Regions from separate parts of the Homo sapiens genome. Here region 2 is linked to region 1. A link is a loop called in an ENCODE intact Hi-C map of the cell type or tissue named here. Cell type or tissue: B cell. All regions are shown on one strand. Links, peaks and the distances in the headings refer to the core of each region. The heading gives the core; the rest is flanking DNA.

Region 1 (5,377 bases), core at 111-5,110:
GTATAGCCTTAGCTCCTGCTCATTTTCAGACTAACTCTCATATTTGACAGTAGTGTGGGTACACCTTCAGTTCCTAACATTTGGCTGTGTGTTCTGGATGCAAAACTTACCTCGACTTTCTGAGATGATGTCTTCATGGATCAATCATTCCCTAACAGCTATGTGGACGTGGGCCAGGTTGACTGCAGGCTCACTCATTGCCATTCAGTGTCCTTAAGGGCTTCACTCACTCTAGAACCAGAATGTGCACTTCTGCTCCATCACTTCCATCTTTCTAGCCACCCACCCAGGACTTTAAAACTCTATTCTTTCTGGACAGATAAATATAATCTCTCCAGAAAGCACTGACGATACAAGTGATGTCTGATTATCACCCGTCAAGAAAGTTATATTGAATGACACTCATCTTTTAAACAGTCCAGCCAGGGCAGAGATGAATGCTACGATATGGGTGAGGACATTCTTTTTGTTGAGGACAAGGGAGTTAATGAAGTTCTTATTTTATATTTTAGAATAATTTTAGATTTACAGGAAAAACTCAAAGACAATGCACACAGTGCCCATATACCCAAGCCCAGCTTTCCTCATGATGAACGTCTTACAATAGTATAGCACATTGTCACAACTAATGTTGATAACATTATTATTAATTGAAGTCCATACTTTACTCATATAAATATCCAGCCCTGAAATATCATTAGTTTTTACCCAATGTCCTTTTTCTGTCCTCTGATACTATAATACGTTTAGTCATCACGTCTCCTTGGGCCTCTCTTAGCTGGAACAGTTGGGACACTATCTTTTACAATGTCTCTGCCATCTCAGACTCAACCTCCATGCATCTCCACACCACCTAGACCCCAGGAACCCATGAGCACAGGGAGGAAGGTCATAGAGGAAAATAAGTCACTCAGGGTGATGCATGGAGCCTGATCCAAACTACAGTTTCTAAAGGCCTCCTAGAACTAGTGAAATAAATTTTACAATGGTGTTAAGAGTCGTATCTTGTCCTGTAAGAAATAGTACTTTGGTTTCTACAGCACAAGATGAGAAACAGGAAACATATCAAGAAAAAGCCACACGGCTGGGAAGGAGACATCAGAATATGTGTTAATGAGGAACTGCTCTATCAAAGGGGACAGAGAGAAGGCAGACAGTTGGAGGGCCCTGGGTGCAGGCCAGCCAGGGAACAAGGACAGACACTACTAGCTCTCCACTGTGGAGATTAGGAACACAGTTAGCTTTGAGCATTCCCCGCCCCAAGATTCCTCACCCTCCAAACAGATGCGTAAACTGTGTGGCAAGCTCACGGGGCCTGGCATCCCAAGGGCATTTGCTCCCCAGGTCCAGAGATGCCTCTCATGTGGGAACGCCCTTAAGAGTAAGGGGCATGAATCCTATTCCATTCTCTATTTTCATCAGCACATTCTCCATTTTCTCTGCATAAGGAATAGAACTGCCAACTCTCTCCTTGTCTGGGGTCAGAGTCAGTTTCACATAGTAAACATTCTGCTGATTGTAGTAGGGGTGTAGGAGAGGGAAAGAAATACATGGGAAAAAAAGGGACCACTCTGAGATCTGAAGAAAGAACCCAAGGAGCAAAAAACTAATCGGAGACACTTTTCTAATCTCTCCTTCATGTCCTCTAATTACTTATCACTATTTTTGTCTCCCTGATCCTTTTGGTATTTTTTAGTAATTTCATGGAGATATAATTCACATACAAAACAATTCACCCATTTAAAGTGTACAATTAAATTAAAAACCATTTAATTGTAGATATTTAGGGTTCCTATTACATCTACAAAGTTGTGCAATCATCACCACTGATATGGTTTGACTGTGTCCCCACCCAAATCTCATCTTGAATTGTAGCTCCCATATTTCCCATGTGTCATGGGAGGAATTCAGTGGGAGGTAACTGAATCATGGGGACGGGTCTTTCCCATGCTGTTCTCATGATAGTGAATAAGTTTCTTGAGATCTGATGATTTTATAAAGGGGAGTTTCCCTCCACATGCTCTCTGGCCTGCCACCATGTAAGATGTGCTTTTGCTCCTCCTTTGCCTTCCACCATGATTGTGAGGCCTCCCCAGCCATGTAGAACTGTGAGTCCATTAAACCTCTTTTTCTTTATAAATTACCCAGTCTTGGGTATGTCTTTATTAGCAACGTGAGAACAGACTAACAACAACCACCATCTAATATCAGAACTTTGTCATCACCCCCAAAATAAACCCTGTACCCATTAGCAGTTATTCCCAATTCTCCCTTCCCCAATTCCCAGGCCCTAGTATCCATTAATCTGCTTTCTATCTCTATGGTTTTGCCTATTCTGGACATTTCATACAAATTGAATCATATAATATGTGGCCTTTAATGACTGACTTTTTTCACTTAGTATAGTGTTTTCAACTTTCATCCATGTTGTACCATGTATCAATACTTTATTACTTTTTATGGTTGAATAATATTTTATTGTATGGATATACCACATTTTGCTTATCCATTGATCAGTTGATGGGCATTTGGGTTGTTTCTACTTTTTGGATTTTATGAATAATTCTACTATGAACATTCATGTACAAGTTTTTGTGTGGACATACATTTTCAATTCTCTTGGATATATACCTAGGAGTAGAATTGCTGGGTCACATAGTAACTCTATATTTAACTTTTTGAGGAACTGCCAAACTGTTTTCCAAAGTAGCTGCACCAGTTCTTTCACAAGAGCAAGAAATAAATTTTTCTGCTGTTTAATTCACTATTCTTTGGGGTTTTGCTGTTGTATAGTTGCTGTATGTACAACTGAACCTAATTATAACTAGCACACTTAAGTATTCAGTGCCCTTAAGTATTCAGTGCTTTGTAAATGAGTACATATGCTTTAATCACTAGAGTGTGTCTCATCTGCCCAATAAGACTGGAAGCAATTTGAGGACAGGGATTACATTTTTATCTTTCCACATCTTCCACAGAGCCCAGTATGGTGCCATGCCCCAAACAGAATTAATTTCAATGCTTCTGGATAGATGCACGGATGTGGGGGCTCAAAATAAATCAAAAAGACATACAGAAAAGAGAATTGCTAGCCTTCTCTCTCTTTGAATAGTGAGAATTTCCTTTCTCCACCATCAGTCACTGAGCTTAATTATAGGACACTGTAAATAAACTTGCTGTTGAAATTTATTTGGAGAGACACTAGGTGTTGCTGGTTACCCATGAAAAGGATATTGTTAGGATTTATTCAGCAGTACCTGAAGCAAATTAGGAAGAATTTTGGCTTTCCATTGTGCTTTTGCCAAAGTTCTTTCCAGATAGAAAGTGCACAAAATATATATTGGGGTAGTTAAACTAATGGCCCGCTATAGATGTCCATGTCCTAATCCCAAGAACCTATGACTATGTTAGGTTACTGGGCAAAGGGGAATTAAAGTTGCTAATTGGCTGATTTTAAAATAGGGAGATTATGCTGGATGATCTGGGTGAGCCTAATTGATATGGTTTGGCTATGTCCCCACCCAAATCTCAGCATGAATTGTAGCTCCCATAATTCCCACGTATGTCATGGGAGAGACCCAATGGGAAGTAATTGAATCATGGGGGAAAGTCTTTCCAATACTGTTCTCGTGATAGTGAGTAAGTCTCATGAGATCTGATGGTTTTATGAATGGAAGTTTCACTGCACAAGCCCTCTTGTCTGCTGCCAAGTAAGAGGTACCTTTGCTTCTCCTTTGCCTTTCTCCATGATTGTGAGGCCTCCCCAGCCATGTAGAACTGTGAGTCCATTAAACCTCTTTCCTTTATAAATTGCCCAGTCTCAAGTATGTCTTTATTAGGAGCATGCAAACAGACTAATACACTAATGTAATCACAAGGGTCCTTAAGACTGGAAGAGAGAGGCAGAATAGAGGGGAAGATGTGACTACAGAAGAAAGGCACAGAGCAATGTCACATGGCTGGCTTTGAAGATGGAGAAAGGGAACCATGAGGAAAGAAATGCAGGTGGTCTCTGGATGCTGGAAAAGGCAAGGGGCCTCCAGAATGGAATACAGCCCTGTCAACACCTTGATTTTAGCCCAATCAGACCCCTTTCGTGCTTCTTTCCTCCAGAACTGTAAGATAATAAATTTATCTTGTTTTAAAACCACTGTTTGTGATAATTTGTTATGGCAGCAATAGAAAATTAATACATATACTAATAAAGTTTTTCCCATTTCATTTTGAAAGTGTGAAACCTACTTCTTAGAGAGACGGTGAGATGGGGGAGTCAGGGGTGGAGGTGGGGGTTAGGTGACAGTTCACCGACATAGTTAATTGTATTATGTTATCTAATGTGTATTATATCAGGCATTAATAATAATTGCATTTTATGATATTCTACACTTTCCCAAGGACTTTCAACATATTGTTTCATTCAATCACGACAATAACTTTGAGAAGCTGCGTAGACACATTGCTTCCCATTTTGACAGGCAGAAAACAATGAGTCACAAAGAAGGTCCCTGAGACAGGTGATGACAGAATCAGCACCTTGTTTTTATCTCTTTCAGGACTTGTCTTAGCCTTTTATATCTTACTCTTTCAAAGAACTTGGGTCCCAGAGCACAAGAAACAAAAAAACCACCTTCCTGAGGATACCTGTATATTTGTAGGTATTCTGCCACCATCTCTGGCACTTAGGGAAAGAGTTCCAAGACATCAAATTAACATGAAGTATTAACCATCTGGCTTCTAGACAATGGCCTGGAATCAGGTAGAAAGGCAGGGCTTACATATTCCAGACAGATTTGCACCACACGTGCTTCCCAGGGCAGAAGGGAACTGTCAGACCCAAAGACTCTCTCCTGCAGGGATTCACTCCTCACTCTCCCACTCCTTCCACCCAGCCTCCACCTTCTTCTGAACTCTGGTCCCAGCCCTGTAGGCAGGAGCTTCACCATTTGACTGACATCAAGAATCTCTGGCTTGAAGTCAGGAAGGGTAATTCCAGCACTTTGGGAGGCAGAGGCAGGTGGGTCACCCGAGATCAGGAATTTGAGACCAGCATGGCCAACATGGCGAAACCCCGTCTCTACTAAAAATACAAAAATTAGCCAGGCATGGCGACGGTCACCTGTAATACCAGCTACTTGGGAGGCTGAAGCAAGAGAATCACTTGAACCCAGGAGGTGGAGGTTGCAGAGCAAGACTCTGTCTCAAAAAAAAAAAAGCAGCATGTCTGGCTTAAACTCATCCCTGTAGTCCATCCTACTCTGGACCCCTGAAATAGAAAATACACCCTGTTTGTGGCCCCTCAAAGCCTAATTCCCATACAAGTCAAACAGACACATTCTATAATATAATTTATCTCACCTGCCTTCTCAGTCCTCAATCC
Region 2 (5,377 bases), core at 254-5,253, 830 kb after region 1:
CTCAGCCTGCTGAGTGGCTGGCATCACCACACCTGCCTATTTTTTTTTTGTAGAGACAGAGTCTCACTGTGTTGCCCAGGCTGGTCTCGAACTCCTGGGCTCAAGCCATCCTCCTGCTTTGGCTTCTTAAAGTGCTGGGATTATAGGCAGGAGCCACACGCCGCACAGGCCAGGCTCTATGCATACAAAGAGAGGGTATGTTTGTGTTGTGTTATGGAAAAAAATGAAGCAGGAGGGGCAGGGATGGGGTCAGAGAGTGAGGGTGTGTCGGGGTGGCAAGGGGGTTCAGGGAAGGTCTAACACGATGCCCTTGAGCAGAGACCCAAAGAAAGTGAGGGAGTGAGCCACAGGGCCTGGGGTGAAGAGGAGGGCACTGGCATTGGAGGACAGCAAGGAGGCCAGCATGACCAGGACAGTATGGGTAGGGGACAAGCAAGAGAAAGCCTGAGACAGTGGAGGCCTGATCATGAAGGACCTGTAGGCCCCAGCAAAGACTGACTTCTACTTTGACCCCAGGGAAACCAGTGGAGTGTTTTAAGCAGAGGAACAACCTGCTCTCACTCACATTTTAGAAGAATCACCTTGGCTGCTGTGTATTGAGAAAATTCTGGAAGGAGGCAACAGTGGGGGCTAGGAAAATTGGAGCCCTTTGCAGTAACCCAGGTGGAAGATGGTGATGGTTGGAGCAGCATTGTTGCAGAAGAGACTGGAGGAAGTGGTCAGACTGAAGGCAGTGCTAACGGGATTTGCTGATGGATTAAATATGAAGTGTGTGCCAAGCATGATGGCTCATGCCTGTAATCCCAGCACTTTGGGAGGCCAAGGTGGGAGGATCACTTGAGGTCAGGAGTTCAAGACTAGCCTGGGCAACAAAGTGAGACTCTGTCTCTACAAAAATAAAAAATTAGCTAGAAGTGGCAGCGCATGTCTGTAGTCCCAGCTACTCTGGAGGCTGAGGTAGGAGGATTGCTTAAGCCTGTGAGGTCAAGGCTGCAGTGAGCTATGATTGCGCCACTACCCTCCAGCCTGGGAGACAGAGCAAGACCCTGTCTCTTAAATAAGTAAATAAATAAATAGTGAGAGAAAGTGGAGTCAAGAATGACTCCAAGGGTTTTTGTTTTGTTTTGTTTATCTGAGCAACCAGAGGAATGAATTTGCTAGTTTTTAAGATAGGGTAAATTTAAGGAGGACCAGGTCTGGGAGGGTGGCAGGGAGTGTGATGTTAATTATATGTGTCAACTTGACTGGGCCACAGAGTGCCCAGGTATTTGTTTAAATATATTTCTGAGTGTGTCTGGGAGGGTGTTTCTGGATGAGATTTACATTTGAATCAGCTGATTGAATAAAGCAGACACCCCTCCCCAATGTGGGTGGCCCTCATCCAATCCATTGAAGGCTTGAATAGAACAAAAAAGGCTGAGTAAGAGAAAATCTGCTCTTTCTGCCTGTCTTCAAGCCGGGACATCAGTCTTCTCCTGCCTTTGGACTCTGGACTTACACCATCAGCTCTACTGGTTCTCAGGCCTTTGGACTCGAACTGGAACTACACCATTGGCTCTCCTGGGTCTCCAGCTTGGCAACTGCAGGTCTTGGGACTTGTCAGCCTCCACAATGATGTGAGCCAATTCTTTATAACAGTCTGTCTCTCTCTCTGTCTCTCCACAAACACATGCATTTTTTTTTTAGAAAAATATTGTATGATTTGTTCTGTTTCTCTGGAGAACCCAGACTACTACAGGGAGTCCGAAATTCAGCATTGGTTATGGTCAGTGTGAGATGTGGAGTAGGCAGGGAGAGGAGAGCTCAAGGGAGTAGAGAGTAGGTAATTGAACTGGATTTGAATCCTCCAAATCTGTCCCTTGACCTACTTGAAGTCGGTTTTCTCCTCTGCACAGTCCCTGGAATGGAATCCTTTCCTGCATCTCCTCTCCCCAGGTAGTCCTGGATTCCAGCTTTGTGTCCTCCTTGGCAAGCTCCCCTGTCCTGAAACTGCAGAGGGGCCACATGACCTCCACAGTCTGAACTGCTATTCCCTGTCCCTCTGTGGTCCTTTGCCAGGAGAAGCCCCCACCACGAGGTCAGGGGAGACCCTGAGCAGAGGAGTCTCCCCCCACCAGGCCAAGCAAGGAAAGAGCTCAGCTGGAAGGGGCTGGATTCATTCTCGCCTCTCTCCAGCCACTCCTGCAGCTCCTGGCTTCCTCGCAAGCCTCTCCATCAGCGCCCTCACAGGGCTTGGACACTTCACAGCTGCTGGGAGAAAGAATGGAATGGACCCAAGGACATCCAGGCAGGCCCAGGCCCTACCTGCTGGCGACTCGGGCAAGTCACTTTCTCTCTCCGAGTCTCGTTGTCCCATTCATCATAAAGGAACAGGCATTACTGCTATAGGGTTGCTGAGGATAAGATGCACCTTGTACAGCATAGTAATGAACGGCGGCAGAAAACAGGTCTTTTAGGCTCCTCTCCCCACCTAGCCAGCCTCTTTCCTTTCTCGGAGATGAGATTAGTTTACCCGCAAGCCCCGCCTGTCCTTTGGAAGCCAAATTTTACTACGGATGCAGGCAACCAGGGAATGGTTGCCAAGGGCCGGACTTTGAAAGGAAGGGCTGCTTGTTGCCTAGGAAACTGCCCCACTCCGGGTTCCCTGGGGTCCCAACGGTCGATGGGTCTTGGCGCCATCTGCCGGACACAGTACCACACTGCTTCTGAAGCTCCTAGACCCGGAGTCCCACAGCCTGTAGCAGGGAACACTCCTCTTCCCCTGCCCATTCTCCCCCACGACATCTCCACATAAAAGCTCTTTGCTCCTTTTGCCGCCAGGCTTTCCCAGAGATTAGAGGCATGGGAAGGAGTTGAAGTACTGTGGAGGGTGGGAGCGATGTCTTTCTCTACACAGAAAGAAAGAGGACAGGGAAGCAGGACTCCTGGTAGCCTGAGGTCCAAGAAAGTCTCTCCCTTAATTGCTTTCCTGAGGCTTGCCATCCACTTGGAAACTTTGTTTCCCACTATCTGCCTTTCCACAGGGAGGGAGGCATGGAAATGAAGAGGTTAAAGTTGAGGTAGGAGAGTGACATGTCGGTCACCCCAAGGTCCTGGTGCAACATCCCCTCCTGGGGAACCACTCAACTCCCACTGCTCCTAGACCGGAGTCCCCTTTTCTTCTCTGGGAGAACCTTCCTACCCACCTGACAGTTGCCAGGTGAACCCCTTGGAGCCTCAGATCGTCCTGCCCACTGGCAGAAGAGGGAGAAGCAGAAAGGTGCCTACTATGAGACTAGGATTCCTGAGTTCAATACCCACCCAAGGCAGACCCTGGGCTTGGCCACCCTGAGATCAGCCTGCCCTGAAAGGTGAAGGGGGAAGTGAAATATCTGAGGTTGGGATGCCTGGGGGTGGGGGTGTGCCTCTTTCCCTTTTAGGATCACAAGTAGAGAAACTGAGGCACAGAGTGAGCAAAAGGCTGCTCTTTACCTGTTCCAGGCTAATACCACATCTTGCTATCCAGATGTCCCCTCTCCAATTCTAGCTGGGCTGGGGTGGGGATGGGGGGCAAAGTTGACTTGGAAGCTGACACCCTGGCCCTCAGCCCAGAAGCTGATGTTGTCAATGGGCTTAAGAGCAGGTGGAGCAGGAGGCTGGGGACCAGGTCTCCTGGGTCCCTAAACCCACCTGTTTTCCCTCCTGAGCTGAGCCAGAAGGGTAAGCAAGGAGGAGGCTGGTGATGATGATGCCTGCACCCTGCAAGTGAGAAGCCATGCCCTGAGGACAATAGATGTGAGAGGTGGGGCTGGGTGCTCTGGCCTAGAAGAGGCTGCATGTGGCTGGAGGCTCCAACCTGGCCGCTGCCCTCTGTCCAGGTTCCCTGCCTCCAAACTCTCCTCAGCAGGAAGCAGGAGGGCTTCAGGGGTAAGGTGAGGTGGGCAGGGTTGGCCCCCCAACCTCCTGATTAGCTGAGTCTGAGTGTCAGGCTATAGTGGGGTCAAAGAGGCTGAGGTTGGAATGTGACCCTTACAAGCCAGAAGGGATCCTGAAAGAATAAAAAGCTCCAAGGAAGGGGAGAGGGAGGAGCTACCTCCCCCAACCCACCACGTCCCAATGGCTGGGTCCTTCCTCTCCAGCCCTGACTCCAGATGTGAGGAGAGAGGTGGAAGGAGAGACTGAGGGGAGCTGAGTGCCTCACAGCTGGGGCACTGCCCCTGCCTCCCCTCCACACTGACTGCCACTTCCTGACTGGCACTGGAGCCACAGAAGCTGAAAGGAGCCTCAGAGGGCTAGTCCAGTCCCCCTGAATGATTGGGTCATGCCATCTGAGGGCCCTGTTCGCAGTCCTTGGAGCCTGGGAGACAGTGAGGCCAGAGGTGAGGGCCACCCACTCCTCCTCCTCTTGGTCCCCCAGGGGGCACCAGAGATGGCCCCACTGCTACCCCCTGTGAGAGTAACTTGACTCTCCTGCTCCACATGCCTGCACTGAAGCCCAGGCCTCCCAGTCCCCTGGCTCTACCTGCTGCTCCTGTTCCTGCCCTGGCTGGGGGCGAAGCCAGCTGCCTAGGCTAAGTCCCTGCAGCTCCACCTGGCCTGCAGCTTTGACGCGCTGGCTGGGAGAGTGCACTGAGCCATTTCTTTTGCAGTGGCCTGGTGCAGGCTGCCTGAATGCTAATGTTGCTGCAAGGACCCTGGGGCACTGGCTGGTTGCACGCTGGCAGTGCACCCTCTCCCTGGGTGGCTACACCTTTGCGCAGATGCCGCTGCCCATGAGCTGGAACCTGGGTCACCACAGCAGCGTGGTTCAGCGCCTGTGGGGCCACATCTTCCACAATCTGGTGGTGAGCAGCCTGGATCACATGGTGCTGGGTGTGTGCCAGGGAGGGGTGAGGGGGTACCTGTGCTGCACAGACCTGGCTGGACCTCAGGGGGGCAGGTAGTACTGCTGACCAAGGCATCTCTGATCTGCATTTCTCCCAAATGTGGCTCTGGGCTGCCTCTGAATATCCACCTGCTGTGGCCTTCCTACCCAGAGTGTCTCTCCCTTTGTCCCACTTAAGCCTCCTGCACTGTGGCTGAATTTGCATCTCACAGTAAGTGTGTTTCCTGAGTCCAGACTTACATGCGTTTATTACCCAGGCAAGGGGAGGGCCCATAGGACACAGTAAGACTCATTTACTCATGCCTGTAATCCCAGCACTTTGGGAGGCCGAGGCGGGCGGATCACCTGAGGTCCGGAGTTCAAGACCAGCCTAGCCAACATGGTGAAACCCTATCTCCACTAAAAATACAAAAATTAGCTGGGCGTGGTCGTGGGCACCTGTAGTCTCAGCTACTCCGGAGGCTGAGGCAGGAGAATCGCTTGAACCCGGGAGGTGAAGGTTGCAATGAACCT

Evidence for each region. Hi-C counts contacts between places; a loop is a spot of excess contacts. Peaks named below come from ENCODE experiments on the same cell type or tissue, not always from the same donor. Only the 100,000 strongest peaks of a DNase experiment are listed, where the experiment ranks them.
Region 2: a loop joins it to region 1, with 14 times the contacts of the local background. A loop is called at or near these places in 2 of 110 quality-filtered maps.

Annotation. Positions count from the first base shown.
Region 1 is chr7:127,554,797-127,560,173 of GRCh38, forward strand. The region is part of intron 1 of LOC105375490 (a long non-coding RNA gene); the gene reads right to left. Among named protein-coding and RNA genes, the nearest start is that of GCC1, 28 kb to the right of the region's middle. In B cell, for the core only: no CTCF peak of the experiment used is centred there; no DNase peak of the experiment used is centred there.
Region 2 is chr7:128,385,192-128,390,568 of GRCh38, forward strand. LOC107986845 (a long non-coding RNA gene) reads left to right here and starts at 1,491. Exons shown (of 2, transcript NR_148339.1): 1 at 1,491-1,616. In B cell, for the core only: CTCF peaks have their summits at 2,672 (motif pointing left) and 2,871; a DNase peak (open chromatin) is centred at 2,680; H3K27me3 peaks cover 1,074 bases.